Regions from separate parts of the Mus musculus genome. Here region 1 is linked to region 2. The links are chromatin loops, found by intact Hi-C in ENCODE. Cell type or tissue: left cerebral cortex. All regions are shown on one strand.

What was found. A loop is a pair of places that touch in the nucleus more often than their neighbours do. Peaks named below come from ENCODE experiments on the same cell type or tissue, not always from the same donor. Only the 100,000 strongest peaks of a DNase experiment are listed, where the experiment ranks them.
Region 1: it touches region 2 in a loop (2.6-fold over the local background); 3 of 42 quality-filtered maps call a loop at or near these places.

The regions. Positions count from the first base shown.
Region 1 is chr5:5,158,685-5,161,184 of GRCm38, reverse strand. All of the region lies in intron 5 of Cdk14 (cyclin-dependent kinase 14), which reads left to right. Among named protein-coding and RNA genes, the nearest start is that of Gm30151, 210 kb to the left of the region's middle. In left cerebral cortex, no CTCF peak of the experiment used is centred here; DNase peaks (open chromatin) are centred at 1,258 and 1,451.
Region 2 is chr5:4,992,313-4,994,812 of GRCm38, reverse strand. All of the region lies in intron 10 of Cdk14 (cyclin-dependent kinase 14), which reads left to right. Among named protein-coding and RNA genes, the nearest start is that of Fzd1, 240 kb to the right of the region's middle. In left cerebral cortex, a CTCF peak has its summit at 1,380; DNase peaks (open chromatin) are centred at 664, 1,371 and 2,141; H3K27ac peaks cover 2,091 bases.

The DNA of each region.
Region 1 (2,500 bases), 170 kb before region 2:
AGAGGGTCTTCTATCCCTGAGAGTTCCACTGACTTATAAGAAAGAGGAAATTACTTTGATGGACCACCCACTTTTGGCTGAGCTCTGGCTGTTCCATTTGTGTTCATGAAGCCTTTGTATGTCCCTTAGGTAAGGGAATACCTTAGCAAGAAAGTTTCATTAGCTTTTAGCAACAGTAGCTAAAATTCAGATACATATGACCCTATCTTTATTATACTCATCTCAGGCCAGGCATGGCGAGGCAATAGGGAAGCAGATCTCTCTGAGTTTAAGGGCAACCTGGTTTACATAGCCTTGGTCAGCTGGGCATACACAACAAGACTATGTTCCAAGATGTGACACAGCTAACTTTGTTGTATATTTGTCAGATTTTTACATTTTCTTATGTATTTTACAATAGATACTATTTTGTTCCTAGGAAACTACCATATTGCCAATAGTTAGACATCTGGTTTCTTATTCTCTATTCCCGCCAAAGGATTCCCACATGTCCTTAGTATGTGAAGGGTTTGTGCTGTTAGTTAGTGAACCATGAAAGCGATGACAGTGCTATTGTATTGCAGAAAACAGTTCGGTCCTATAGCTTGGAAAATGAAGACGACAAGGAAGGGGCTTAGGTACCCGTGACGCAGATCGGAGAAGGCCAAAGTCACGAGAAAAGGTTTCTGAAACAAAAGGATGTTGGTTTCTCAAAACCACCAGGGTATATTAGAAAAAGATCCAGAAGAACATTCACATGAATGTTCATATTTACACACGTCTGTCACACCCACACATATACACATTTGTCCATGCACATATTTACATTTACATGTTAAATGTGTACATATCCACGCTCATACACATATTCATACACATCTATGCTCACATACACACACAAATACACACACCCACATGTGTCCACTTAAACACACATGCAGTGTGTGCATAAACACACATATCTCTACATATATACAGATGACATCAGTGTTGGCAATAGTGCACAGTTCACAGTGGGTGGTAATAGCTGGTAATGAGTTCTCTGGGTAATCAAAAGATTATGTTAAAACCCAGAGCCTTACTCTAAGAAACGCTTTATCAGTCTTTCTTTTGGAGTTGGAGTTAAATAAAGACTGGATATGCAAATGAATAATTGTCTGGCGTTTCCTAATATAGTATGCCCAACAGCTCTTTCCTTGGGACACCAGCAACTTTTTTCCATTGATGCTTTTATTGGAGACATTCACACCATGGTAGAAATTCCCCATGTGGATCTGCTGGTATCAAGGCAGAACCAGTGTACTGGTGACTCAAGTGGATGGTGTTAATTGTTCAGTTCACTTATGTTATGCCCATCAGTGGAATTTGGAAGCTCCTTAAGAGTGGAAGCTAATGACAGTCATATAAATCATATGAATTTGACATTCAATAAAAAACACACCCTAGTCGCACTATTTATCTCTTAACTCTAACACTGCAGCTCACCAGTCTGTCTCCATCTGTTTTTCCCTTTAAGAATTACATATGGTTGAGTGTGACTCATGGATTTGTCACATATGGAAGCACACACACACACACACACACACACACACACACTTCACTTTTAAACAGACTGATCCATCTTCTCTAGATCACTTTTGCACTTTATCAGAAAATTGATTAATGATGTACTTAATTTAGCATTAGAATTAGTTGATGGTGTTACTGCTTATGCCTCTGAGAGTTAACTCCTTCTGGCTCAGTAGGTTAAAGTTGTGAATATTAAAGATACTGAGAGACCTCAGCATCTTGGTCCTTAGCAGAACCATGAGAGTTAGAGACTTTCGTGAATAAAGTACATCGTGGGAAGTGACTGGCCTGTTCAGTGTCAGGGTTGCAGTGGGTGCTCTGGAATCAGAACCAGACCAAGACTGTTTGGGACAAAAGCCCATTTACTAAGAAATAGGAGACTCCACCCCAATGCATGATGTCCCTAGGTCCCGCCGGCAATGACTTTTCTGCTCTGGAAGTCGACGACGTTTCCTTCCTGATTAGAAGGAAGAGAGAAATCTCTTTGTATGGATGTGGCAGGGGCCAATGCTAAGGGCCCATGTACAGGAGGCAAGTACTTTCCCACTGAGTGACAGCCCTACGACTCAGGGAGTTAAACCTTTTAAAACTTACTGTACACCTGAGTTTAATAGCCTGGATTGAACCTGAATAGCTTTTGTGTTGTTTCTGCCCCAGGTAATGAAGTTCTTGCTATGATTTATGTAGCCTAATGTAATTTTCTCCTGCTATATCCTATCACAATTTACCACTAATCCAGCGCCTTGAACACTTTTCTGGGGAAATGTTGAGGGTTTCTATTGTGTTTCTTTATAGAGATGCTGAGTTATGATTTTAGGTTTCTAGTTAAGTAGTTCCCATTGCACCTTGAAGTGCCCTTAGTTGAAGGCATACAGCAGAGCAATAATAGGCTCTACAAAGTTCAGAAAGATCTTTAAAAATTAGTAAAGGCCTTTAGTTGCTAATTTCATAT
Region 2 (2,500 bases):
TTACTTAAGGATGTGGCCGAGAGGTTGCTTGGAGAGTTTTGTCCAGAGTCCTGCAAAATAATATAAGATCATGATAAGAGAAAATTATTCAAAGAAAATTGTTCAAAGAAAATTCCTCGAGATTGTCTGCCTAAAAGAGAAAATAGAAAATGGTTTTAAGTAAACTTTCACATAGGATTCAGAACGTCAAATTATGTTAACAGCCTTTAATAACTTTTACATTGCACTTTGATTAAGATATCAAACAGATTCTTCCGACTACAACCCATCAGAATGTGTGACAGTTAGCTAAAGCAGGCTTTGAAGTATTTTACAGCATTAAAAGCTTACACTGGGAAATGGAGAAGTTTGACATCAATGATTTATGTGTTTATTCTATGAAGTAGGAGAATAGAAGTGAATTAAATCAAAGGCAATGGGAAAGAAAACAATAATAAATGTCAAAGAAGAGATATGCAATTGAAAGCAAAACTAATTGAAAACATCAACAAAGTCAAGCGCGATCAACACCTAGATCCATGATGGAGACAACAGATGAGAGGTATTCACAGAGCTGGGACAGGAGAGGCAAAGGGCTGGTTGGGAGGCGGGAGCTTGACCAGAGCTGGACCACAACTGCAGGTCAGAGACTGGAGGCTAAGAGTCACAAGCCTGTGTCCTTGGCTGGCTTCTGGAAGATGGAGAAGCACGTGATGCTGGAGAGGCCTACAGTGCTGGAAATGGAACATTATTGGGTGGCCAGTGCACTGCTATGGTCTCCTGACCAAACTCCTTTCTCCTCTAGGGTACCTTACACATCTTTTACCTAGTAAAGCTGATAGCTGTCTTCTTCTGGAAAGAGGGAAGTGTAACAGGGAGATGCTTGGAGCTTAATAGTGTTGCACTGAAAGCAGAGATAGTTTGTACTATATATATATATATATATAATGTAATAATATATATATAATATATATATTAGTTTTATGAATTTTCGCTGAAAATTTCAAAAGCTTTTTCTTATTCAAACGCACAAGAATACGTATAATGTTATTATTGACTAACAGGTGACAAAACCGGGCTTACATAGCATGGTTTAATGGTGGCAATTATGTGTCTGGAATGATTACAACTCCAGTTCCATGGACTTGCAGTCAGGGAGCCATGGAATATAAAAATTCCAACTGAATTTGTTGCACTTGGATGCAGTGACACATTTTGGCAGAACTTGAAGGTTTAGGATTTCACATTCCAGGGTGTGGCTACAGTACCATTCTGACACAGAATTAGCATCTCTAATTAATGTTATATAAAACAGAGGCCAGGGAGGCAGAGCCATCAGGGATTGTTCCTTGTAAGGCAAATAGTATTTTTAGGACCAGCGTGCATTTTTCTTTTCGTCCACATGGCACTCAACAGATGGTGATGTGGGCGGCTGTGGTTTAAGATCTGAAGTAGTTCATAAAGACATCCAGTCTTATCCTTGTCTGTCCTAGAGGCAGTGATGGCTACAGACTGATCCAGACATCTCTACCCAAGATCGTGCCAGCAATCCCTGTGGGTGGACCCTGCTGGACCCTGCAGACAGGCAGTGCCCTGAACAGCAGGATGGCTGGAGACAGCTTGTTTCTGCCTGCTGGCAGTGCTCAGAATAGGCATAGCCAGGCCGATTTCATTATGAAAAAGAACTTTTTCTTCCCATGGCATTCCTTAATTCTTAAAAATAAATCCTGAGGCTGAAATCATCTTTCTCCAGAAGTTCCCTTTGGATTATTCTTAATATTTCATTCCACCTGCTGTATAAGCTGTGTCTGTCCAGAGTCTTGGACTCTAGCAGGAAGGGCAAAGGAGTAACGAGGAGCAGGCCTTAGCATGTGCTTTTGTTTATATTCCACAGAAAGCACACGAGCCCCTTGACATGAATCCCTTACTACCAACACTTGTATCACCAGTTTCACTTTCTTCATTTGGTCATATCCCATCATTGTTATTACTTTTTCTCTAAATCAATAAACGGTTCCACTTACACTCATTTGATCCTCTCTTGTCTTTTGATGCTTGCTTGTGTTTGTAGCCTTGCTATGTAGACCAGGCCAAGCTCAAACTCGTGACAGTGCTGCGTGATCCTCCAGCCTCAGCCTTCTGAGAGGTGGGATTTCAGGCACTCAACACCATGCCTGCAGATCTTCTCTTCTCTTATGACTTCCTAAATTAAAAAGCATTCCACATCCCAGTAGATTTCAGAAGTGTGTATATTGAGAAGCCAAGCTTGGTCAGCGTTTTACTGTAATTCTTAGGAGCTCCGATAGAAAGCCCATGCGTGTCCTTGCTCTCATCCCAGGCAGTCAGGCCCTGAAGAGCGTACATTTGAGGGTAGTATCTGTGCTGATTTCCAGAGGTGCAGTGAGCATTATTTCAGCTTGTTTTCTTTTTTTTTCCCCACATATTTCAGTCATGGATGGTTTTCTTACTCATTTCATATAAACCTTCAAATTTTGTTTTAGAAGCTATGTGTCAATCCAGT